Linked DNA regions of Homo sapiens: region 2 is linked to region 1. A link is a contact called in ENCODE Hi-C data. All regions are on one chromosome and are shown on one strand. The core of a region is the stretch at or near the end of the contact, and the rest is flanking DNA. Distances in the headings are between cores, read along the strand shown. Region 1 overlaps SLIT3 (slit guidance ligand 3). Region 2 overlaps SLIT3 (slit guidance ligand 3).

Region 1 (7,575 bases), core at 2,924-5,423:
GATCTAAACCATTCTGGCCAACATGGTGAAACCTCGTTTCTACTAAAAATACAAAAATTAGCTGGGCATGGTGGTGTGTGCCTGCAGTCCCAGCTACTCGAAAGGCTGAGGCAGGAGAATCGCTTGAACCTGGGAGGCAGAGGTTGCAGTGAGCTGAGATCACACCACTGCACTCCAGCCTGGGTGACAAAAGCAAAACTCCATCTCAAAAAAAAAAAAAAAAAAAAAAAAAGATTTGTAAAGGATATTAACGTAATCTTTTCTGAAATGGAAAGTTCAGTTGCATCAACGCTTAAGCCTACAATGAAGAATTACTCAAAGAGAAGAACAATAAAAAACTCACAGAAAGTGTTCAATAACCTAAAAACAATAATCTTATGTAAAACAAAAATTTTACATAAGAACTCATAACAAAAACTTAAGGGTGTTAGAAGTCAGAGCATGACGTTAATAATATGATACAGAGTTGAACGTGATAGATCTGGTCAGTATCAAACTCACTGAAGAATGGTCAGAAATTACCTTCACACAAACAGCAACAGAAAGAAAGATACACGGCTGACAGTTATTAGAGCTCTGAGCATACAGTAAGCATCTGATAAATACTGATGGGCTGGCTATTCAATTACAACTGACCCGACAACCTATTCTTGAAGCATTATTTAATTTATACTAGATGTTCTTTTTTGGGGTTTTCAGTTCTAAAATCTCTCTCAAATAACTTTTCCTGCCAAGCGGTTATTTGAGTTGCGTCGGAAAGCTTTCTTAGTGAATTCTGCACTGAATGGCTCCCCTGGAAGAAGTTTATTACTTTGTCATCTTATTTGTTAGGAAAGTTGTGATATGACAGAGGGACATAAATAATCCCATTCAATGGGAAAAAGATGCTTTCTGCAAATCCATAGTACTTTTCACATTTCAAACCACTTTCACATTTATCCAAGTGCTTTGCTATTTTTATAAATGAGCATCTGATGAGGATGAAATGAAAAAAAATTCTCAGCCAACCCTTTCAGCCCTTTCTGAGGAAACTTCTCACTTCCAGCTCATCGCCACTGTCCGTATTTTGAACCTGTCTTGTCTGCCTTATCCTGAGAAAAATGAAAAGTTCTCAAACCACCCCCACATATTAATTTGCCATCAACTTTTCCTACTAAGTACTTAAAATTCACTTTCTGCTTGAAATGAAGGGAGAGGCACCTATCTTTTGAGTTCGGCTTGAACAATAAAAATATTTAGAATAAAAAAACACCAAATAATGACAAGAAGTACAGGCACATAGGCGGGTCACGTCTTTTTTTTCCCTCCTTAAGTGTTACAATGGAACATTTTGACTTGTTATGAGAGTGGGAATGAGAAAGTGAAATAGACTAGAAACAGACCAATTTCATTTTTCTGTCAGCATCTCATGACAGGCCAAAGATAAACCTCATAAACTGTGAAAAATGAACAATTCTTGGTTTTGATAACCTAAGCTGGGATGAGAACCAAGGAATTAATATCTCTGGAACCCAGGAGTTTATCTCCCTTGTTTTTCAGTGATTAATCTCAAACTAATCCCATTTTTGTCAACAATTTAAACAAGCCAAAAGAAAAGTTTTAGACTCCTGGCTATAGCTCCTCTCTTAGCCTACCCTTCCTGGTGCCAAGTGAAGTGGTAATTAACCAAAGTCTCCCTCCTTTTTTTTTCCCCTTGACATACAGAATTGCAGGGCAGCAGTACTCCAGAGAAGGGAGACATTGGTGGGAACTGCAAACGGTAGGTTTTTAGAGTAGGGAGAGGAGGGGACTCAAAAGAGGAATAGGGAGCATGGGGGTATGAAGGTAATTATAGGAAAAAGCAATGTGGCTGGTGTGGTGGTTCACTCCTGTAATCACAGCACTTTGAGAGGCCGAGGCAGGCAGATCACCTGAGGTCAGGAGTTCGGGAACAGCCTGGTGAACATGGTGAAACCCCATTTCTACTAAAAATAAAAATAAATTAAAAATTAATCAGGCATGGTGGTGTGTGCTTGTACTTCCGGCTACTAGGGAGGCTAAGGCAGAAGAATCACTTGAACTGGGAGGTGGAGGTTGCAGTGAGCCAGGATGCACTCCACTGCACTCCAGCCTGAGCAACAGAACGAGACTCTGTCTCAAAAAAAAAAAAAAAAAAAAAAAAAAAAAAAAAGAAAAAAAGAAAAAGCAATGGGGCATCAATGAGTACAGATGGGGCAGATGGGGAGATTTGGAGCAGACAATGAAAAGAATGGTCTGGGAAGTGAAGAGTTTCAGAACTAGGAAATAGTGGAGATGACATCAGGTGGGAGGATGGACTTGCAAACCCAGTTAGAGAGTGTGGACAGAATGTGATGGCCACAGGGAGCCATTGTGTAGTCTAGAGCAGGAAAGTCACGTGGAGTGAGTGAGTATGGGAATGGCAATGGTGTGCAGGCAACCAGTGGAAGAGACTAGAAACAGGGGCTCTAATGTAGAAACATCTCAGTATTTGGGACAAGAGGGGATGAGGACTACATTTTTCCGTGTTTTTCTTCCTTGATCAAAGTATTTCCCTAACTTTAGCAGTCTCTTCTCACTATTAGCTAATTTTGCCATAGAGGCACAAAACTTGTACTACTGTTTACTTGTTTTACCTTATCCATTAATGACTCTTATTTAAACATCTGTTTTATCCTCACCTTGATCTGCAATGTCTGTGAAATTACAAACTTGGTATATTAGTTACATATAGGTTTTAACTGTATGAAAACAAGTATATGCCTAGTAAAAGAAGAAGTTTGTCTGAATCTTACTTAAAATCATCTCAAACTACCAGTGGGGCACTTATTCTTTGGGGGAAGGCTGCCTTCGCTCACAGGTTCTTAAGCTTACTGGGGTCATAGATTCCTTTGTTTACCTACTAAATCCATTAGAAAGGATTTGCAAATGGCACTCATGATATTACCAGTATGTATCTACATATGTATGCAGTAAAATCTAGTCCTTTTTTCCTAGAATACTCAGTGTGTCTGAGCACGCACAAACAAACTTTGCATATCATTTCAAGTTGTCACTATTCCTTGGATTAAAACTCTTTTGACCCATCTGAGGCTTGCAGAATATGGGCCCTAGCTTCTGGGCAGACCAGGGCACTCAGTACATCTTCCCAAAGCTCATGTGGCCTTGAAGTCCTACTGAGTGTCTGCAGTACCCTCTGTGGGAGTCTGACCCTGCTCAGCTTCTAGAATGTCCTGTGGTGAATTCCATTGCTAACGTCTCCTCCGATACCCTAGTTCTTTTCAGAGGCTCCTACCAGAAAATTGACACGAGGAAACTCTATGGCATTGGTCTGCAGGGGCCAGAGTGGCCGTGAACACAGATGTGAACACAGACGTGAACACAGGCTCAGGGCAGAAGCTGAAGGAGTGGGCTGTGTATTTGTGCCTAGTCTCCCAGACTTTTCTGAGAGAAGAGTTTCGTCTCACCCATGGCCTGCAATTGCCCTGTCAAATCAATTTGGGAGACTATAAAGATATAAGAGCTGAACAGCACCAACAGGGGACTCTCTTTTTTTCCTTAAGGCTTCTTGCCAGATATAACAAGAATAAATATGAAATGGCTTCATATTCCAAGCATGAACTAATGTTGGGGTTGTGGCTGATAAGTAAGGAACAGCTAAACAGGCTTTGACATGGTGGCTCTGGAGGGGGCAGCGTTCTCGCTGGAAGTGGGGATGTGGGGATTTATCAGGCCTGTTGTGGAGTGAGCTGTCTGGAAGAGGTTCCTCTTCCATAAAAAACCCAGGCCCCTGCTGACTGATTCTCACGTTAGGAAAACATTGGTAAATCATCAGCATAATCCAAGAATTATTCCCTTCCTCTACTCTGCGCATGAAGGCCCTTCTTTTCTTATCTGTTTTTAATTTTCTTCATGGGTGCTGTTCCTAGTCCATTAATTGAAAGGACTTTTGGCTAGAAGCCCACGACTGTTTTGGGAAAAAAAAAACACACACACCAAAAAACAGAACAACACGAAACCCGAAGGGCTGATATTCTGTGCATCTCAGAGAAATAAAAGTGGATGGGAATGGCTCCTTCGGGAGTCCCTGCTGGGTTCGGTTCTGCCATGCCCAGAGGCACAGGTAGGGGGAACTGGCTGCCTGGACATCTTCCCCCAGCTGGGCTGCCAGGGTAAATCACTGGCTTTCAGAATGTCCTCTGGAGAAAATAAGGTCATTACAAGGCTTTTAAGATCAACCATAATAAACTCCCTCCAATTTGTTTTTCTTCAGCTGCTTTTACTGAGCCCTCTGGGCCTTCCTCCAAGCGCTGAGTATGATACTGCTCAGCGTGATGCAGAGAGGAGAGAAGGGGCTTTGGACTCAGCTCAACAGACCTGAGTGAAAATTCTGCCTCTGCGTCTCCCTAGCTACGTAGCTTTGGGACTACAGGTAACCCCTCTGCTATGAACTGCATGTCTGTGTCCAACTAAAATTCATGTTTGAAAGCCTAACCACCAAGACGATGGTATTTGGAGGTGGAGCCTTTGGGAAGGAATTAGGTATAGATGAGGTCATGAAGATGGAATCTTCATGATGGATGAATTCCCTTATAGGAAGGGTCCAGAGAGCTTGTTTTCTCTAGGCCATGTGACGATACAGCTAGAAGGCAGCTGCATGCCAGGAAGAAGGCCCTCCCCAGAATCTGATCATGCTGGCACCCTGACCTTGAACCTCCTAGTCTCCAGAACTGTGAAAAATAAGTGTCTGCTGTCTAGGCCACCCAGTTTATGGTACAGGCGCACGTTGTTTTATTGAGCTTTCTTCTTTTTTACAAATTGAGGGTTTGTGGCAACCTGCATCAAGCAAGTCTATTGGTGTCATGTTTTCCAACAGCAGGAATACTTCGTGTTTCTGTGTCCGTATTTTTAAGCAATAAAGTATTTTTTATTAAGTTATGCAGATTGTTTTTAAAACATAATGCTGTTACAAAATAGACTATGGAACAGTGTAAGCATAACTTTTATATGAACTGGGAAACTAAAAAATTTGTGTAATTCACTTTATTGCGATACTCACTTTGTTTGCAGTGGTCTGAAATGGAACCCATAATATCCCCCAGGTAGGCCTATATTCTGTGACAGTAGCCTGAGCTGACTACAACAGCCTCTGAGCTTCAGTTTTTGTAAAACAGAGAATCTAACGTCCGCATTATGGAGTGGCTACAAACACTTGAGAGATGATGCATGTAACATGTATAGGAGAGTTCCTGGCCCATGGCAAGGTGAACGGTAAACATTATAACCAGTGTGGTTGCTATGATCATCAGCAACACCACCAGCATCTTCCCTGATGACCTGGGCCAAGGTTGAATGAGAATGGAGACAATACATTCAACTCAGTTTAACACCATTTGGAAAGGATTTGCAAATGACACTCATGATATTACCAGTATGTATATCCCTACTTTCATCTTTCAGCTACATAATCAGGATATAGCAAAGGACACAGCTGTAATATTCATTCATTCGACAAATATTTACTATGTTCCAGACACTTTATACTAGAGTTTCAGGTACAGCAGCAAGCAGGGCAGACATCATACTTGCCTTGCTGGTGAGTACTTGTGCCTTTGGCACTCTGCGCCTTTGGAGCTCTGGGGGAAACGCAGCGCAAAAGGCTTCAAAGGCAACCTATGTTATTGCTCAAGGTTGGTGTTGCAAACAAACAGCAGTGCATAGAAGTCAGCAGGGCCATAGGAACTTCAAGTTTATACTTTCCCCAAAATGCCCATAGAAAATTCAACAGGTATTTGCTGTCGAATCTTCAACAGGCAATTCCTCAGTGCCAGGCACTGTGCTAGGCCCTTGTCCTTGTGGTGGACAAGGCAGGCCCAGTTCCAGCCTTGCAAGGCCTCATAATCTAAGTGAAAGGGGACACAGACAAGAAAAAAATCATCCTACCAAGTGGTAATGCCTGGTCCCCAAGGCCACTGCTGTCTTACTGTAATTCAGGGCCTTGCAGCGTAACTACCAACCAGCCTGGCCATCCTCTGAATTTGGGTATATGGTAAACCTTAAAGCATTCTCTTCTCTAATCATCTATTTTATTTATAGGATAATACAAAAAGCAAAAAATTAGCTTCTTCACCTAAGAGATGCGACAATGAGAGAGTTGGCAGATCTGGATTGTATTCTACTGTCCATATGGCTGGTTCCTTCATCCCTTAACAACACGACTCCCTGTGGAGCCATGAGGAATCTACCCCTCCCTTCCCTCTTTCTTCACTATTCCCCAGCCTCCCACATTACACACAAGTTGTGGTCTGGGACCAAGAGGGTTTTGTTTTTTAAACAGTTAAATCTTCCATTGCAGACCAATTAAAATTTAAAGATTTTCTCTCTCTTTCCCCCTCTTCTCTCTCTCTCTCTCTCTCTCTCTCTCACACACACACACACACACACACACAACTCTCCAAGCACAAAGAGCTGACAACAACCTAGTGTTTACTATTAGAAACAGGATTTGAAAATTCAAAGAAAGAAAAGTTAATTCTTCACCTCCATTTGTCTTTTCCTCCCCAAAGTTCCCTAAATGAGAGACTGCTTTACCAGGAAGCCTGAGTGCCTCCCACCCAACCGTTCCTGTTGCTGGACATGAGAGTCGAGCCCCTTGGCCTTTTTGCAGAGTGTCTGGATACACATACATGGTGCCTGAGGCATGCCCTGGGCACTTGGTAAGCCAGGCTACTCTCATCACGCAGCCCTGCCCACCCCACCCCCCAACTGCAACCTGTAATGTGGTTAGGATCCGTGTCCCCACCCAAGTCTCATTTCAAATTGTAATCCCCAGGGGTCAAGGGAGGGACCTGGTGGGAGGTGACTGGATCATGGGGGCGGTTTACCCCATGCTGTTCTCGTGATAGTGAGTGAGTTCTCACAAAAGCTGATGGTTTTATAGGGCAGTTTCCCCTGCTCTTCTCTCTCCTGCCACCTTGTGAAGAAGGTCCCTGCTTCCCCTTCTGCTATGATTGTAAGTTTCCTGAGGCCTCCTCAGCCATGTGAAACTGTGACTCAAATAAATTTTTTTCCTTTATAAATGACCCAGTCTCAGGTATGTCTTTAAAGCAGTGTGAAAACAGACTAATACAACCTGTATACTGCCAAGTCTCAGTATCTTGGATGTTTTCCTAGTCTGTCATCATGACTCATTGACAATTCCAGGGGCTCTGCCCTGATCACCAAGGATGAAGGGGTGGAACATCAGGCAGTCCCTTTGGACCCAACCTTATTCTACGTGCTTTTTGATCCAAAACGAATAGATGTTAAAATAAGATTAGGTTGAAAGTGTCTAGGAATCTCTGGATAGGTAAGTAGTTTGCATGACACATACCTATGTGTGTGTTAAGTGTGTATTTTGGGTGTATAGTCTGCATGTGTTTGCCTACATACACTGCAGCCTGTCTGCTTCACTGAATATACACTGACTTGCTCTGCTAGAGTTTTAACTATCTTCACTTTCTCCAAGTAGAAAGCCCCTCTTAATAGCGTTTCTTCCCGAGAGTAATCAGAACTAAAGATGGCCTTTAACTAATGCAG
Region 2 (7,575 bases), core at 1,328-3,827, 160 kb after region 1:
GATTAAAGCAAAAATTATAACTACTGTCTGGTGTGGTTTTCCAGTTTATGTAGAAATATTTAAGACAATTATATTGTAATAGGGGAGGGCAAAGGAACATAAAGGGAAGTGAGGTTTCTACACTTCAGTTTAACTAGTAAATTGTCAACACCAGTAGAATGTGATAAGTTATGCACATATAATACCTAGAGGCACTACTAAAAATGCTATACAGAAAAAGAATCAAAAACCTATAAATAAATCAAAATGGAATTCTAAAAAATGTTCTTGTAACCCACAAGAAAACAAGGAAACTAAAAACAGAACAAACAGAAAACAAAAAATAAAATGGCAGACTTGGCACACCAATAATTACATTAAATGTAAATGGTCTAAATATGCCAATTAAAAAACAGAGACTGAGGCCGGGCATGGTGGCTCATGCCTGTAATCCCAGTGCTTTGGGAGGCTGAGGCGGGCAGATCACCTGAGGTCTAAATATACCAATTAAAAAACAGAGACTGAGGCTGGGCATGGTGGCTCATGCCTGTAATCCCAGCGTTTTGGGAGGCCGAGGTGGGCAGATCACCTGAGGTCAAGAGTTCGAGACCAGCCTGACCAACATGGAGAAACCCTGTCTCTACTAATAATACAAAAATTAGCCATGGAGAAACCCTGTCTCTACTAATAATACAAAAATTAGCCATGCATGGTGGCACATGCCTGTAATCCCAAATACACAGGAGGCTGAGGCAAGAGAATGGCTTGAACCCGGGAGGTAGAGATTGCAGTGAGCTGAGATCGTGCCATTGCACTCCAGCTTGGGCAACAAGAGCGAAACTCCATCTCAAAAAAACAAAACAACAACAGCAGCAAAAAACAGAGACTGGTAGATTTTTTTAAAAAGCATGACCCAGGCCAGGCGCGGTAGCTCACGCCTGTAATCCCAGCACTTTGGGAGGCTGAGGTGGGCGGATCACAAGGTCAGCACATCGAGACCACCCTGGCTAACATGGTGAAACCCCGTCTCTACTAAAAATACACAAAAATTAGTTGGGCGTGGTGGCAGGCACCTGTAGGCCCAGCTACTCGGGAGGCTGAGGCAGAAGAATGGCGTGAACCTGGGAGGCAGAGCTTGCAGTGAGCCCAGATTGCACCACTGCACTCCAGCCTGGGTGACAGAGCAAGACTCCGTCTCTTAAACAAACAAACAAAAAAAAGCATGACCCAACTATACGCTAACGTGATATAAGCAAAAGTGCTACATGGCTACTTCCCTTAAAATGCAACCAGCACATGCCCTTTCCCATTTTTTGTTTTTCCTTCATTCTGCCTCTTAGAAAATGTATATAATGGCTGCCACTCCAACTTAGACTACTGGGATAAGGCCACAACATAGGGATAATAGAACAAAGCCAAATCAACCTGGGTCTCTGAGCACTTGGTAGAGCAGAACTACCATACCAACTATAGATTTCCTAATTGTAGATTCATAAAGAAAAACAAATCTCTACCTTGTTTAAGCCATTACTAAGGGGTTTTATGTTCCTTTAGTTGAACTTAATCCTCACTGATCCCAAAGAGTTGTACTTACTGAAGGCTATTACATGTCTATCACTGTGCCATGCCATTCAGAGAGATTATTTTAATGGTCTGAGGAGGAAGACACTACTATTATCTTCCTTTTATAATGAGAAAATTACTGCTCAGAGAAGTTAAGTGACTTGCCTAAGGGCACACATCTCACCTGCCCAGTGTGAACCTCACTTGTCTAACTTTAAGGCCTAGGCTATTAACCTTTATTTACAGTGTAAATGAAATCCAGTGAAATACCTAAGAAAAAAGAGACGTGTCCATTCCTCTTAGCCTGGGTGAAAGGCTTCCTTTCACAGTCACAGGGGGCGATGATGAGTTCAGAAAAACCTTTAATTCATCAAGCATTTCTAAAGAGTTAGCCAAGATTCTTTTTGAATTTATCATCCGTTTGGACATAATTAAGCAATTAATCAATCAGTCCCCTCATTCACTCAACAAACATTTATAAAGGCCTCATGGTGCCAGGACTTGAGATAAGCTGGAGGAATGAATCAAGTGATACAACCCTATCCCTCCCAGCATCCCCAGCGTGGGCTGGGCACTGAGCTCGTTTACTTTCAAAGCTGATTTTTTTCCACATTTCATTGCTCAGCTCCAAGCCAAAGATGTCAAACAGGCCAACCACGTGAAGCCCATTCTCCCAGAAGCCCCATTGTTCCATCCACCTACACTTTGAGGGATCCAGGTCAGCATTTCCCTTTTAGCTCTCTAACATGGCAATGGGAGACTTTGATGTCTCACCTTGCAGAGAAAAGAAAAAAGGGCAGAAAGCCTTCAGAGATGGTGGCCAAAAAAGCTTTGAGATCATGCGAATCCCCAGCGGCATGGCTTGGTCTTTCCTCTATGTTGTTCCTTGGAATGAAAAGCGGATTTTTCTAGCTTCTCTCTCACTCCTACATACGTCCCCACCCAGCTCTCAGCTCCTGGCAGTGCCAGCACTCACATCTAGGGATAACAGTTAAAATCGCCTCCTCCTCCTCTGACAATGAAATATGGCATACCATTTGGCATCCCAGCGGTGCCCCAGTCTCCTGACCCCTGGCAGGGTCCCAGGGGATTTGTGGTCGGCCGCTAATTCAGAGCCCTGGCCATAGCCATTTCCCATGACATAGCTGGAATTCTCCCACTGCCTGCCCTCTCAGCTTCAGTTACTCTGCCATGCTGAAACTATTTGCTCCCCTCCCACCCTGTCCATCACTGCCCCTTCCTTGGGCCGAGCCTCTGTACCCGCCCACTGGCTAGACTCCTGAGGCCCTCCATGGGGGAGCTGCAAATCTCTCTTCACTTTTATTACTGACCCGCATCCTGCCGCCTCCACTCCTTCAGCCTGAAGGCCTCTTTAAAGCACCGTCCTCTTGAGCAATGATAAACCTCGGTGCCAGAGATGTTTAAAGAGAAACAGTCACTCCCGGCTGACCATACTGATATCAGAAGGGAGGCCAACCATGTGGTTTCAAAGCTGTGGTCATAAAACAGTCTTTTTTTTTTTTTTTTCATGTATGGTTAATCTGCCTATGAACTAGAAAAATAATCTCTGCCCTTTTGTAGGGCCCATTCTTAGTGTAACCTGGGAATGGGGAAGAGACAGGCCAGGTACTGTCCACTGTGGTAGCTGAGGGTGGGGCCTCAGGAGCCAGGCTGTCTGGATTATAGCCCAGCTCTGCACACTTACTAGCTGGGTGACCCTGGGCAAGTCATAGACCATCTCTGGGCTTCAGTATCCTTCTCTGTACAAGGAAGAAAACAGAGGGACTACTACCTAGCCTTGTTATGAGAATTAAGTTCATGTTTGTAAAGGGTGCCAACACGTGTTTAGCACATATAAAGTGCTGTATCTGTATTTGCTAAAGAAATACTATGTATATATGGGATATTCAGTTAATTTTCACAACAACTTGTTGATGTTATTATGCTTTCATTACAGAGGGTGCTACTGGATCCTTGAGAGTTCTAGAAACTTGCCCGTGGTTAGTAAGCCACAGAGATGGGATTCGAATTTGGGTTGTACTTCCCAGTATGACAGTCATCCTCAAAGTGGGGTCCAAGACCAGCTGGGATCTTGGTAGATGTGCAAATTATCCAGCCCCATGCAGAACCACTGGCTCAGAAACTGGTGGGTAGGTTCAGCGATTTGTTTTAACAAGTCCTCCAGGAGACTGGGATGCACAGAGTTTGAGATGTGCTGTGTATCGCCATGTTGCCCTTACAGCAGGAGAAGAAGTTCCTTTCCTTCCTGTCTCCAGGTTATCAGCACAAAGTGAACATGAGCTGCTCAGACCTCTCAAGCAACACACAGTCATGCAGGTCTTTGGAGTGAAAAGTGCTGTGCCAGATGCCATGGGGACACAAAGAAATGTGAGCTTCCTGCCCTGCAAAGCATATTCCCTAATTATCAAAACCAGACAAGCATGTGCGCAAAGTTATCCAACAGCACTGACCACACCATGAGTCAAAGCATCCGTGTTCAGAGGTTTGGGGTCAAACAGAGCTCACACCATTCCTGACCCCGATTGTTATGAGTGGGACTTTAATGAAGTCACTTAATCTCACTGGGCCTGGCTCCCCTTACCTTTTCAGGCTGCTGTAAGGATAAAATGAAGTTAGGGCAATGACCTTGTATGATGCCTGGCACATGGTAGGAGGCTTAGTTGCTAAATGGCCAGGGTCATCATTAAGATCTGTCAGCCAGGTGATACAGGATTCACTGCCAAATCATAATAGGAAGGTAAGGTAGGAGTAGGGAGATAGCTCTAAGGGAGAAAGACCTGCAGAGAATGGGGAACTTGAACCTGATTCCAACACAGAGTAAATATCTCAATAACAGACAGGAGGGAGAAGAAAATGGCTCTGATGATCATTAAAAAAGGGGCTGGGCACGGTGGCTCACGCTTGTAATCCCAGCACTTTGGGAGGTCGAGGTGGGTGGATCATGAGGTCAGGTGTTCGAGACCAGCCCGGCCAACATAGTGAAACCCCGCCTCTACTAAAAATACAAAAATTAGCTGGGCATGGTGGTGTGTGCCTGTAATCCCAGCTACTCAGGAGGCTGAGGCAGGAGAATCGCTTGAACCTGGGAGGCGGAGGTTGCAGTGAGCCAAGATTGTGCCATTGCATTCCAGCCCAGGCCACCGTGCGAGGAAAAAAAAGGAAATGAAAAGGTGTGCCAGGCTGATAGTCAAATTCATCTGATTTACATGACTTTCACTTTGAACGTGCAGACTCCAATGCATGAAGCCCAGGTTGAACTGGGAAATCCAAGTTGCACTTAAGATACATGAGTACCTTAATCCCGACACAGGCTTTCTGAGCCAGGCTCTGTTTAATCAATGGGTGTTTGGAATGAGGGCTGTGGACATCATAGCGGCTCCCTTTTCCCTAGTGTCTCTCTAGAGGAACAACCAAAATGCAACTTATATGTGTGAAAAAAATGACTGAAAAATGTTTAATTTCTGATTCTCCCTGATTTCTCCTTGAGGCTGGCAACCTCACCAAAGCGATTAGACAGATAGCATGAGCTATCAGCCCAGATAAAATCTGGATATTTTATCATTGCAGAGAGCATATCGGGAAATACTAAGGAAGTTCAGGAACTATCTAGTGTCATTCTACTGGACAACGGAAGGAAGGGTGACGTGACCACTCCTGCGCTCTTCCAATCTTACCACTTTCAGGCTAGTTTTTCTATAAAACTCACCAAGGCAAATTCCTCAAACTTTTGCCCCATTCGTTCCTTTGGGCCTGGGCAGAGGTGATGCTTGCGGGCCCCCAGTGAGAATGTCCATGGGGCAGAGGGCAGAGTGCAAAGGGGAGACCATGAAAGACAGGCAGTGGGCCCATCTCCCAGTGAGCTATGACAGACTCCAACCCCACACTCACCCCAGTGATTTATGTTCTGGAAGGATGTTCGCAAATCAACATGTTTTGTCTGCTCCTTTTCAAAGTCAGGGGAAAGCAACCCAAGACATCTAAACATAACCACACATTCGAAAGTCTGGTCAATTGTTTTAGAATTTCCATTGCAGGGCCTCTAAGTACCATCCTCGGACTCCCCATCAAGACCAGTAAATACAAGCCAATGGGAGGGAAAATGGGATCTTAAATATTTCCGGCTAATTCAATTCCCTCGGAGAAAGCTTTCCTTCCCAAGGTCCCATTCTAGCACAACGGGTTGGGAGTCTCAGGACCGCAGCCCCTTTTCCTGAAGAAGCAGCAGAGTCTGTGGTTCCATTTTACTCAACTGTTTTAAGTAGAAATTATCCTTGAGGCTTCAGGGTGTGCTTCCACTCTGGGTGGGATGGTGAAGGGAGTGATTTGTCTACCACATTACTCAGCCCCAAAGTATATATGCACTGGGGTAAACTTGGCCTTCTACATTTTCCCATTCTCTCCGGGCTGTTCTGTCATCTCTATGAGTCAGCCTCATCCTGGGCCTTCCCCGCCAGACCCTCCAGGCCCTGGCAGTTGTTTGGTTTGGGGCAATGACAGTGCCCTTTCCTGCTGGTATGTGGAGCTATTGTTCTCTAGGTCCATGGCTGCTTTTATCTCCAGCATTCCTACAAGCAGGATTAACAGATCTGGGCCTGTCTCAATGGGCTGCTTTCCACTTCAATTAAACTGCAAGCCAACAACACGCCCTGTTCCCAGGCTTCCCAGGCAAGGCTGCCCTGCTGGGGTGGCATGCCAAGGTTTCGGGACAAAGATGGGGGCAGGCTCACTGCGTGAGCCACAGAAGATACCCTGCCGTTGGATGCCTGGGCTTCAGGCCCAGCAAGCAGCTTATTGCTGTGCCAATCTGGGGAGCCAGACCTAGATTTCCTCATCTTTCAAACAGTAATGATAATGCATGACCTCCCGGACTCTAGGGAGGGATAAGGGAGCCAACATATATAGGCAAAACAACTAGCAGAGTGCCTGGCACATAGTAGGTGCTCAGGAAATGCTAGATCCCTTGCCTTTGCTAGGGGAGGGGGTAACTAAAGGCACCTGCCTTGCTACCCAACAGGGATGTTGGAAGAAACAAGTGATGCAATTTACACAAAAGTATGAGAAACCTCAGAAGGGCTGCATGCATAAGAGAATTTTTATAATCCAGGTGTGTGTGATGAGTCTTAACTTGTGCCTAGGCCAACCTAAAAGAGAGATCCTATTGTATGCAGTCTGCTAATAGAATCAGAAGAGGCTTCTGTATCCTTCCTTTCTGCGTATCTTGAAAATGCTTTCAGAAAGCCAGAAGTAGGGGGAGTGACAGCAACAACTTCACTGCCTAATCTGCTAAATATGAAGATAGCTAATATTTATTGAGCACATACTATGCATCTTGCACTATTCTAAGTGCGTTACATTTATTGTGATCACATTTCATCCATACAACCCTATTTTTTCACGGATTCATTCATTTGACAAATTCGTTCATTCAATATTTCCCCAAATATGCATATGGCTCCTTCCCTCACCTTCTTCAAGTCTTCTTCAAGTCCTTACTCAAGTGTCACCTTCTTATTAAAGCCTTCCTTGGCTACCTTATCTAAAATTCACTCCACCCTTCCACCCCCAAAGACAATTGCTTTGTGTAATTTTTCTCCTTAGCATGTATCACTGTCCAACATACCAGTTGCTTTATGTGTTTACCTTGTCTATCAAGTGCACCCCCACTAGAATGGGAGTCCCATTAGAATATGAGCCCTCTAAGGAGAGGCATTTTGCTCTTTCATTCCCAGCTATGTCCCCAGCACCTAGAATGAAATAGTTTCTGAGTGCCTAGCTCTGAATGAGTGCTTAGCAGATATTTGTTGATGGGATGAAACCTAAGAGGTAGGCACTATTCATATCATCATGCCTATCTTACACATAAAGAAACAGAAACAGGGAGGTTAAATAACTTGCCCAAGGTCACACAGTAAAGATCAAAGCCAGGATTTGACTCCAGAAACCAAGCACTACATTCTTTCACCTTTCCATCTAAGACTAACGCTACTAATTTTTTTCTCCTCCTCCTCTTCT

The links. A loop is a pair of places that touch in the nucleus more often than their neighbours do. Pooled maps may share reads with other maps.
Region 2: a map of chondrocyte shows a loop between it and region 1 (1.9-fold over the local background). The contact joins two enhancer-like sites. A Hi-C loop is called at or near these places in 3 of 168 maps with a recorded cell type or tissue (chondrocyte, posterior vena cava and right cardiac atrium) and 1 of 50 pooled maps.

What each region holds. Positions count from the first base shown.
Region 1 is chr5:169,000,186-169,007,760 of GRCh38, forward strand. All of the region lies in intron 4 of SLIT3 (slit guidance ligand 3), which reads right to left. Among named protein-coding and RNA genes, the nearest start is that of SLIT3-AS1, 9.3 kb to the right of the region's middle. RefSeq lists an enhancer at 6,445-7,575. Within about 2 kb of position 4,174, at least 7 of the 41 ENCODE cell types and tissues checked have a DNase peak (open chromatin) inside an H3K27ac peak, as active enhancers do.
Region 2 is chr5:169,158,599-169,166,173 of GRCh38, forward strand. The region is part of intron 4 of SLIT3 (slit guidance ligand 3); the gene reads right to left. Among named protein-coding and RNA genes, the nearest start is that of MIR585, 100 kb to the right of the region's middle. RefSeq lists enhancers at 5,214-6,080, 6,081-6,945. Within about 2 kb of position 2,578, at least 15 of the 41 ENCODE cell types and tissues checked have a DNase peak (open chromatin) inside an H3K27ac peak, as active enhancers do.